Linked DNA regions of Mus musculus: region 2 is linked to region 1. Evidence: chromatin loops called from intact Hi-C (ENCODE). Cell type or tissue: heart. All regions are shown on one strand. Links, peaks and the distances in the headings refer to the core of each region. The heading gives the core; the rest is flanking DNA. Region 1 holds the start of Dusp3 (dual specificity phosphatase 3 (vaccinia virus phosphatase VH1-related)). Region 2 holds the start of Gm39393 (a long non-coding RNA gene).

Region 1 (5,360 bases), core at 1-5,000:
GGCCTCGATAGGCATTCGCAATTTTCTGACACAATTGTCTATTTTCATATTCAATTTTGTCGATTCTCTTTTGTTCACCCTGGCAAGAAACCCCACCACAGTGACATCACTCCCATGCTGCCTCCACATAGTGACATGCAATACCCTCCTCTGGGACTTTGAGGGAAAGGGGGCATTGTTGAGAGGCCTGGTGGAGCCCAGACAGAGCTTAAGGAGTGACTATGGGGGAGGAATGTTAATGAATCTTTAGGTTGGTGGGTATTTAGAAGGCTCTGGGGAAATGAGTGTCTCTTAAGGACAAAGTTAAAAGCTGGGCAGTGGTAGCACACGCCTTTAATCCCAGCACTTGGGAGGCAGAGGCAGGTGGATTTCTGAGTTAGAGGCCAGCCTGGTCGACAGAGTGAGTTCCAGGACTGCCAGGGCTACACGGAGAAACCCTGTCTCGAAAAATGGGGGTTGGGGGGAGAGGGAGAATCAATAAAATACAGCCACGGGTGGCAAGAATACCTGGATTTTGCTCAATTTTAAAATGTAATGTGTGTGTGCCATTGGAGGTTTGGTATCGACGGCAGGCTTCACTAGAGGGGAAAAACATTGTTACATGGTAGGGTCCTGGCAGCTTTAGAAACCCACCAGGCAACCCGACCCCAACCACTGAGCATCCCGCACTTGAATTTTGACAGAGATCTAGCCTAGCAACTTCAACTAGGTTTAATGTTTCCCTCCTGCCATCTCTGGAGGACTCGGACAGAGAAGACAAAGGGCTGATAATCTATCAAGATGGACAGGGCCGGTAGAATGCCAGCTCACCGCACCAGAGACCCTGGGTTTGGTGCCCAGCACTGCCTAAATCAAGTGGTGATGTGCAGACCATAATTCAGCAACTCCAGCGGTAGTAGCTGACAGAGGGCTAGGAGTTCAAGGTCATCTTTGACCCTCAGCCAGCTCCTGGCCCCCCTGGACTACGTGAGCCCCTCTCTCAAAATCCATAAGGACAAACTTCCCTTCAATCCGATGGCATCTTTTCCCCATCCACTTCGTAACATTCCTAGAGAGTCTATTGGGCACTGAGCTCTTATTTTCTAACTTTGGCACTAAAGAGTTTTTAAAATTTGAATTCTTTCCAGCACACGAATGCTCAGGCAGAAGACAAAAGCCTGCCGCCGACCATTGTGTCCCACGTCACCCCACAGCTAGGGTTTGCGTAGTTTCCTCTTAATACCCTTTTTGATGGAGGCTTCTAGAACTCCAAATGGTGACAAAGGCCAGCGCCAGCTGCCCACTTACCTATTTGTACTCTATTTTTGTGCAATATGTAGTGGCCAAAGTCCAGTTTCTTCCTAAAGGTTGTGCTTTGCCTGTGATTAGAAACGATTACAGGGTAGGCCAAATAATCCAAGGAATTGTTCATTTTCTCCTCCTAGTCTAGCTTCAGAAATGAGACACCTTGGCTTCTCTGTGAGGCACTTAGCTCTCCCCATGACAAGGTGTCATAGTTACCCAGTTATGACATCAGGGACAAGTCTCAGCGGAGGAAGAGGAGATGAGCATGTTTAGTTGTCTCTGGGCACTTTCTAAAAGTTTTCTAAAATTTATATATGGTGATGGGGTGCGGGACAATCCGGTATTTATATTCTCTGTGTTATGATTCGGTCAAGGTAAGTGGCTCTTCTCTTCTCTCCTAAAGCAATGGTGATTCTGTGATAAGTCAGGACCATGTCAGGAGGAAGGAAAGGGGGCTTTGAAGTTCCTCACGTGCCTGGGAAGTAGATGTTTCCAAGGCTGGAGGAGAAAAGAAAGGCATGATATCCCTTCCCTGCCTGGCACAGGCAGAGGCTCACAAAGGGAGGTTGGGGTGGGACTCTAACTCTCATTCTGCCGTTTGAGCTATGAGCTAAGAAGTCACAGTTCCCTGCGAGGTTTCCCTGAAGGTCTGAAACCATAAGTTTTTCTGGGAAAGCGAAACACTCAAAAGTGTAGTTAGTGTAACCCAGAGCAGTGCCACAGGCTCGCAATACCAGCACTTGGGAAATGGAAGCAGGCAGATGGAATTCAAAGTTATCCTTGGTTATATACTGCAAAGCCAGCCTGGGCTACATGAGACCCGACCTCAAAAAACGAAAGTATGAAGTAAAACAAACAAAACCATAAAGAAAACAAATCTTAATAGGAGACACACTGGGGAGACTGTATTTGCCCCTTTGGCGTTAGGGACCGGGCCATTTTCCCTGGCAACTGGAGAGACGCTTTTTGTGCTCTTTGCTCTCAGTGGAAACTCGCTACTGACACCATGTGGCTCACAGTGAGATGGCAGCTACCCCAGGAACAGCTGTAAAGGAACCTGTGGAGGAAGATTTACCCCCACACTAGCCCAGAGCCCACAGCCCAGGGCGCAGGCCCCCAGTGAGTGCTCAACATCTGTCAATTGCTTCTGCAACCGCTACGCCTGTATGTTCCGCGCTGGGAACTGAACTAAGGTTTTTGTGCATGCTGGGCACCTTGCCAGCCCAGGAACCTCCGCAACCCCTTGAATGTTTCTGGAATCTTTCCAGCAAATTTTTAAAAAAAAGATTTATTTACTTTAAGTATGTGAGTACACTATAGCTGTACAGATGACCCGCTCACTTAGGTCAACTCCACTCGCTCTGGCCCAAAGATTTATTATTATACATAAGTACACTATAGCTGTCTTCAGACGCACCAGAAGAGGGCGTCAGATCTCATTACGGGTGGTTGTGAGCCACCATGTGGTTGCTGGGATTTGAACCCAGGACCTTCGGAAGAGCAGTCAGTGCTCTTAACCCTCTGAGCCATCTTGCCAGCCCTCCAGCAATTCTTAGGAGTTAGATGTTGCATATTCTTTACTGAAGTGCTTGGGACAGAAATGTTTGAGACTTTACGATATAATATATATACTATATGTAGTGAGTGGATCCAAGTCTAAACATGAAATCCATTAATGCGTCACATATAAATATATCCTGAATACAGTTTTGTACAGTAATTTTTAGTGTGCCTGTGTTTTGACTGTCACAGGTCAGGTGTGAGAATTCTCCATTTATATTGTGTTTACACTCAAAAGTTACAGATTCGTAGACACTTCGGGTCTCACAAAATTATAGCTGTTCAAACTGCTTTCCTCCCTTTTAGTCGCCAGCACACAGGCTAAGGTTAAAGTAGTCCCCCAGGGTCAGATGCCAAACCTGGCGACCTATACCTTCAGCCTTTAAAAAGTTCAATGCTGATTCACATCAAACATTAAAAGAAGTGTTCCAGAATAGGGCTCTTTCCTGTAACCTTGGGTAAGGATCCATCTCCTGGGTAGGCAGGTTGTTGGTTCAGCAGTCGTGGGCTGGGAAGATGTGTTCTGACGTGTGTGTTTGGGGTGAATGAATGGATGCCCACTCTGCTGGTGTGCAGCGAGAAGGGTTCACAGCAAACCCCAGGGGTACCCATTATCCTGAAAGAGCGACTCCAGGTGTACCCAGGCGTCCCGCATTGGGTTCAGTAAATGAAGTGCCTGCGCTCCACTGCCTTAGCCAGGGTGAATGAGTACGGATGACACGGGAGTGATGGCATCTCGGCCAGGAACGTGCCCCGGGGTCCTGCGGCGCTTGGCCAGTCGCGCGTGTCCTCTGCGCTGCCTAGCGTGACCGCAGCTTCCCGCACCCAGTGGGCCCGCCTCCGGGGCGGGACGGGGCGGCTCCCGGTTGGGCAGCCCCGCCCCGCTGACCCGGCTTCTCCCCCTCGTTCGCTCCTGCCCTGGCGTGCAGCGCCCCGCCGCCGCCATGTCCAGCTCGTTCGAACTCTCGGTGCAAGATCTCAACGACCTGCTCTCGGATGGCAGCGGCTGCTACAGCCTGCCGAGCCAGCCCTGCAACGAGGTCGTCCCGAGGGTCTACGTGGGCAACGCGTGAGTCTCTGGGAGGGCCAAACCCGTAGCCGCTCCCAGCGGGCCCCGACTACTACTTGGGGGCTGGAGTGGGGTCCATGGGGGGGGGGTGGATCCTGGGCGCGGTCGCCGACCTGAGAGCAAGAGCGGGTGCTGGGGACCAGCCTGGAGTCGACGCCTACTCCCCGCGCATGAAGCGGAGGAGCTGGACTCCGCATGCCCAGAGACGCCCCCCAACCCCCAAAGTGCCTGACCTCAGCCTCTACCAGCTCTGGCTTGGGCTTGGGCGGGGTCAAGGCTACCACGTTCTCTTAACAGGTGGCAGGGCTGTCTCTTGGCCGCGCGTCATGTGACAGCTGCCTAGTTCTGCAGTGAGGTCACCGTGGAATGTCTGCCTTCGTTGCCATGGCAACGGGATGACGTTACAATCTGGGTGTGGAGCTTTTCCTGTCCGTGTCAGGAAATCCAAATACCCTAAAATACCCTAGAAGAGGAAGTAGCTGAGCCAAGGCTTTCCTGGCTTCTCCAGATAAAGTTTGACTTAGATGGAAAAAAACAAAATGATAAAGACCCGAGCCATCTGAAAATTCCTCCTAATTGCACCACTAGGAAATGTGTATATTATTGAGCTCGTATGTGTTCTTATTTTAAAAAGAAAACTTTAGTCATGTTATTAATAAGAATTTCTCAGCAGTGGGAGAGAACCAATATTAACACCAAGATAAAAGTTGGCATGATCCACATTGCAGGAAGATCCACGTTGGGTTTTCATGAATGTGAAGACCCCATTTATTAAAGTCCTAAGCTCTGTTTTTGCACACTAGGAAGCGATGGCCGGGATGGCTGAGGGGCTGTAAGGATCTTTCAATGTCTTACATGTGTGTTTCCTGTCCTGCACCTAGGACCTGCTGCCTAGCCTGCAGCAGAGCCAGAGGGGTTTCACATGATTAGTCTCAGACACTTGGGGGCAGGTTGCATGTACTGCATCGCTTATTTCCATACGGAGCACCTACTATGTGTCAAACACCATATGGTGTTCACTCTTCAGAACGGTGGTGGTCATCATGGTGCATTTGCTGACGGTTGGATTGGTGGTAGAGAGCTGAGATATATGGACGCGCTCTTCAGCATTCTGTCAACGTGGCTGTGCATTCTTGCTCCTGAGCAAGTGGCTAAACAGACTCACAGGGTCAGCCTCCAGCTCAGTCGCTGCATAGTCTTAGGGAACCTCTCCCAGTCCTCCCTACCTCAACTATCCAAGAAGCCAGGGGGCTTGGCGGTCTCAGGAGCCTGCTTGCTGGGGGACAGGTTGTTGAGTTTTATCTGCAGTAGGTTGCCTAGGCATAGTGTCAGGACTGATGGCTGCCTTGGAGAACACATCCTTTGCCCTCTATGCAAATCTGACCTTGACATGGGGGCGCTGCTCAGCTGGGAGGATCAACTGCATACCTAAAGCCAAGCCTAAAGC
Region 2 (5,371 bases), core at 194-5,193, 68 kb before region 1:
TTGATCCCCAGAACAGAAACCGCCGCCCAAGAGTGTATGGGGTCCAGGGGATCCACGCTCCTCCACACCTGGAGTTCTTCAGGAGGGAATGGTGACACCCCACCCCACCATTAGCACTGTGGATTCTCTAAGGCTACCTGGACAGCAAAACCTAGTCTCGGCCCCAGGATACTGAATGGAAGGCTGGGAAATGTAGTCTTCCTCTGAGCTCGGGATTCGTGGGCAGCAAGCAGCAGGTCTCTCTGCCACTCCTTGTTTTAGAAGCTCCCTAAGTGATGCGAATGTGTGACCAGGTTTGCTGGCCATGGTTAATCCCCACCCCCTCCCACCATGTTTGGGATGGATGGAACTTCTTTTTAGCATCCAATCAGTATCAAGGTATTTTCCTAAATAAAAGACAGATAATCTGAAATAAGTTATTACCCCCCCTTTTTTTCTTTTTTCTCTTTCTTTCTTTCTTTCTTTCTTTTTTTTTTTTTTTTTTTTTTTTTTTTTTGAGATAGAATCTTTACACAGTCCCAGCTGTCCTGGAGCTCACTCTGTAGACCAGGCTGGCCTCGAACTCACAGAGATCCACCTGCTTCTACATTTTAGGATTAAAGGCATGTGCCAACACACCTGACTTTTCTCGTTACTAGTTTTTATTTGTTTGTTTCTTTGTTTTAAATTAGCTTTTTAAAATATAATTTTAAAATGTGACACATAGCAATTGTGCCATTTTACAATTCAGGGGATTCTCTTTTACCTGTTACTCTTTTTTAATTTTTAAAATTTTATGTATATGAGCACATGTCGCTGTCTTCAGACACACCAGAAGAGGCATTGGATCCCAGTAGAGATGGTTGTGAGCCACCATGTGGTTGCTGGGAATTGAACTCAGGACTTTTGGAAGATCACTCAGCACTCTTAACCCCTGAGCCATCTCTCCAGTCCCTCACCCTGCTAATTTAAAGCAGCTAGTGGCGGAGAGAACTGGTTTGGTAAACGGAGGCACACCCATATGCTGAAATACTACACAGCTGAGAAAGTTTATTGTACAAAGTTCGTAGAACACGGAGGGATGCTTATGACGAGACAGCGTGTGATGCGTAGTGGGCTGTGCATGGTGAGAGGACCCCTCTGTAAACGGAGCATCTGCAAATACTGGAAGGGGAGGGGAAAGGAGGGGGGTCCTGCAAGCTCAGGCAGAGCCGTCAACAAGGTTTGGTGAGGTTATATATGATCCTAGAAACAGCACTTCTTTTGTATTCTCCCTACATTTCTGTTTTATATTCTGAACACCTCCCTTCCCAACATCTTACTTTTCAAAACAAAATAGAAAAAGGAAAAAAAATAGTTGAGCCAGTCCATCTTTCCCTCACTCAACAGTACTGGATTTAGTATTCTCCTCTAGTAACTAGAGTCTAGTGTCTTCTGTTTCCCCGCCCCCCTTCCCACTCTGGTATCCTCCTCCTCCTCCTCTCCCTCAGCCTCCAGACCCCATGGAGGAGTAACCACTCTGGACAGGAATGATATCGAGACTTCCTCCAGTGTCCTACCAAAGCAAGGGACACAGGGCCTTGGGGAAGGAGGATGGAGAGACAGCTGATCCCTGGCTGCCTTGGGCTGGCTGTCACCATAGTGTGCCTGACCAGAGAGGCATCAGGAAGTGCCTACTGGGACCGTACTGTCATGATCTAGGTCTAGGAAGCATATAGGAAACCCCACAGGGAAGGAAGGAAGGAACGAAGAAAGGAAGGAAAGTAAGGAAAGGAAGGAAAGGAAGGAAAGGAAGGAAAGGAAGGAAGGAAGGAAGGAAGGAAGGAAGGAAGGAAGGAAGATTCTAGCTAAAATGGGCTGAGGATTCATCAGACCCAAGGGTAGGAATGGCAGGGTCACTTGTCAGAACTGTGGAGTCCCAGGCCCTGCCCTAGAGATGGTTTGGTGAGTCTTGATGGGTCTGCAGAATTTTGTTTTAATTATTTTCTAAGAGGCCAGGATGCAGGTGTTTCATAGACACACATATGTTGTCTCCTCCATAGCAATTGATGCAGAAGAATTAGAGGGAGGTGAAGGTGGGATCTTCCGAGGATGGGAGGTGGGACTGTTGCTGGGCATCCATGCCCAGGGAATTTCCTGGAACGCACACAAACTCAGCCTTTATCCATGGAGCCTGGCCAGGCCCCGATGAAGGCCCACACACCCATTAACTCTTCCCAGGGATTAGAATATGCGGGAGGTTCCAGCCTCTGGCTGGACTTGTTAAGTACCATCCGGGCTTCAGGGACCAAGACACTTCTCCATCTGGGGCATGAAAGAGAGCCGGAAGGAAGGTGGACAGAGCCGTGGACTGTGAGTAGAACCCAAGAATTCATGAGAACTCAGCTGTTCAGCTTCACAATCCCTGGCCGACCACGGGGCATTCTGCAATTACACAGAGATGAACTCAGAGAAGGCCAGTTCCTCCGCAGACATCTGCAAGGGAGGGGGTGCCATCACGTCCTCCTTGTCGTCGTCCAGGGAACGAGCTGCCTCTTCCTCCTCTGTAGACTGGAGAGATGACATCGAGGTTGAAAAGTGGAGCCTGGTGGTGAGGAGGTCTAGCAAGCTTTTCTAGTGTCATCAGCAGGGGGCGCTGCAGAGCCTCCCTAGCCCCATCTCATTTGTATATGGTGTAAGCTTTTTTGAGACAAGGTCTCACCAGGTAGCCTGGCTTCCCACCCCCCCCCCCCCCCCAGCTCCTCCCTTGGACCACAGACTCCCAAACATTGGGATTACAAACATGGGTCACAATGCCTGACTCAGCTGAGAGCTGTTTAAACTGACACCTAGTAAGCTAATTAAAGGGTTTTCTGAACATGGAAAGGGAAAACGTGAAATTTGGAGGTTGGCAAAATGGCGTAGGAGTATGGCTTTGATAGGCTAGGTGGCCTGATGTGGGTGGGACGTTAGCTTCTGGGGAAGAGGAGGGTGAAGAAAGAGCCCTCCCCGACTTGTCCTCACTATCTCAAAGGTATCAGATGGCGTGGCTTCCAGAGCCCTTCTGCACACACCTGACTGAGGTTCTGTGTCTCAGGAGAGGGCACAGCAGAAGGGTTGAGGTTTCTGAGACATTCAGGAGTCACTGCAAGGTCTATCGTCGAGTCTTCAGTGGTCCAGCCGTTCCCTGGCAGCTGAAAGATTTGGTCAGAACTCAGAACAGGCCATTCTTGGCAGGATAAATGGTCTAGAGTCAAGTCTGGAACATCCAAGAGAAAGGTCACGGTTCTGTGGTCACACAACATCCTGCATGCGGGTGTTCCCCTGGCAAGCTGCAAACTCTCAGGCGCTCCATTTTCTCAGCCATAAAATGAGAATACGTGTTTTTTTTCTCCCCCCCTCAGGGTCATATTTTCCAGATAACATTATTTTTAAAGGCAAAGCCTCAGTACATAACCCCAACTGACTTGGAACTGGCTAGATAGACTAGGCTGGCCTTGAATTCACACAGATCCACGAACTTCTTGGATATTGGGATTAAAGGCACACGTCACCATACCTGGCTTTGTCTTCCGAGACTGGGTCTCTGGAATCCTAGTGTGGCTTTCAGAACTCACGTAGCTGAAGATGGCTTTGAACTTACTTCCGAGTCTCACGTCCCTACTTTGCTGAGTGTTGGTGTTACAGATTGGGCACCAACACACCCAGTTTACGCTGACTGGCTTTGTACAAGCACACTTGGCAAGCACGCTACCCGAGTGAGCTACATCCAGTCTCTAGTCTCTAGGCAGCATCTCCCCGTCCAGTGAACAGGAGCTCCTGGGATGGTTTGTTTTACTCACGTTATTTCTTTTGCTTGCAACCAGAGAGAACACCGGGCTGTCTGCTCTTTTTCACGGGCCTCAAAGATTCCCCAAATACAAACAGCACAGGAGGCAGTTGGTCTGTGGCTACCCCGTACTTAGGGATAAAGGCTGGTTCTTTTTCTGGAGTCTGGGGAGATCGGCTTTGGGCAGCACATACGACCTGAGTGTTCCAGCCCTCGCACTTCAATGTGGGCTATGGCAGCCAGCCTCACAGACCCTGGAGAGTGGTCTAGTTCTGACTTTCTCAGGCTGGGTTGCTTGTGGGCTTAGAATTCTATCTTTGTGTCTCTGCTGCTGTGTCTATAAAATGGAGGAAGTAATACTGCCAGCTCTGATAGAAAGGACAAGGAATCAAGCATGTACCACCCTCCACTGCCTCTGTCTCTGTCATGAGCACCCCAGGCTTGCCTTGAGTGGCAGGCCTCCCTCCTCAGTCTCCCGAGTGCTGGATGTCAGGTGCGGGCCACTATGCATGCCTAGTGCCTTTGGCTCTCTCACAGGACAAGTGTCCTCCTCTTCCTTCTTTGATGCGAATGTTTGCGAAGAAAATCCCCAGTCCCCACCCCCTATTCTTTCCCCAGCCTCTGCCAAAGACTCCAGAGAGCCAAATGGGAGATAGAGCAAACAAAGCACACATCCTCAGCTGGCTATGTTCTGGTGGCTGTGGCCTCTGACCAATTTGGAATCCATTTCTAGCCTTCCTCGGAATGGAGCTGTTACTCAGTGACCCTCTGCTCACTGCCCTGGGCTCTTTCTTGTCCCTACCTACCTCTGCAGGGGGAGCCCAGGTACCCCAGGTTGGAAGCAGCCCTTCCTGAACCCCAGCCCTTTCCTGATGAGCCTCTTTCCCAACATACAGCCAGAGGACTGAGCTCTAAAGGTGGCCTCTGGTAGCAGGCCCCATGACTTTTCCCTCACTCCCCTTAGCCACTGTTGACCTTGTCCCACTTCCTGAGACAAAAAAAAAAACAAAAAAACAACAAAAAAAAAAAACCAAACCCAGCTGCTTCCTAAATCAAGGAAGAGCCTGTTCCCACCAGGCCCTCCCCTTGGGGGTTTGGCTGGGAGCCTTTTGTCCTTACTGGCGCCAGGAAAGAAGATGATAGCCACCCCACTTTCCGGACTCCATGTTTGTGGAAGTAAGAGTGGGAATGTCTGCCCCCGGTAAGTAGCTGAGAGGATCTGGGGTAGGGCGTCAGGCAAAGCAAGGTGGGATTTTTGTTTCAAGAACCTGGGAAATTCCTTTCTTCCTTTGGAGGTCAGCGAAGGATAGTTTTGGGAAGCTTGGTTCCCCAGGAAGATGGGCACAGGGATCTCTGTACTGTCTCCCCTATTCCCCCACGCTCCGGGGGTGGGGGTGGGGCACTGATAACTGGGTCCTTGATCAGCTAAGCCAGCATATTCTCAGGACCACTGGAGGATCAGAAACAATATTCTGAGCTATAAGGATCAAGAAATCTGGGGCTGGAGAGATGGCTCAATGGTTAAGAGTACCAGCTGTTCTTGCAGGAGCCCTGGGTTTGGTTCCCAGCACCTGCGTGATGGCA

Evidence for each region. Peaks named below come from ENCODE experiments on the same cell type or tissue, not always from the same donor. Only the 100,000 strongest peaks of a DNase experiment are listed, where the experiment ranks them.
Region 2: a loop joins it to region 1, with 4 times the contacts of the local background. A loop is called at or near these places in 11 of 42 quality-filtered maps.

Annotation. Positions count from the first base shown.
Region 1 is chr11:101,983,165-101,988,524 of GRCm38, reverse strand. Dusp3 (dual specificity phosphatase 3 (vaccinia virus phosphatase VH1-related)) reads left to right here and starts at 3,734. Exons shown (of 3, transcript NM_028207.3): 1 at 3,734-3,913. The coding sequence starts at 3,789. It overlaps Cfap97d1 (CFAP97 domain containing 1), which reads right to left and starts at 1,469. Exons shown (of 6, transcript NM_029287.1): 1 at 1,288-1,469; 2 at 508-578; 3 at 1-79. The coding sequence starts at 1,411. In heart, for the core only: CTCF peaks have their summits at 2,316 and 3,776; DNase peaks (open chromatin) are centred at 2,334, 3,654, 4,294 and 4,804; H3K4me3 peaks cover 1,797 bases; H3K27ac peaks cover 1,692 bases; H3K27me3 peaks cover 395 bases.
Region 2 is chr11:102,051,252-102,056,622 of GRCm38, reverse strand. Cd300lg (CD300 molecule like family member G) reads right to left here. Exons shown (of 7, transcript NM_027987.3): 6 at 3,033-3,152; 7 at 1,006-2,529. The coding sequence ends at 2,410. It overlaps Gm39393 (a long non-coding RNA gene), which reads left to right and starts at 3,121. Exons shown (of 2, transcript XR_880224.3): 1 at 3,121-4,988. In heart, for the core only: a CTCF peak has its summit at 2,587 (motif pointing right); DNase peaks (open chromatin) are centred at 2,532, 3,212, 4,432, 4,892 and 1 weaker place; H3K4me3 peaks cover 345 bases; H3K27ac peaks cover 1,600 bases.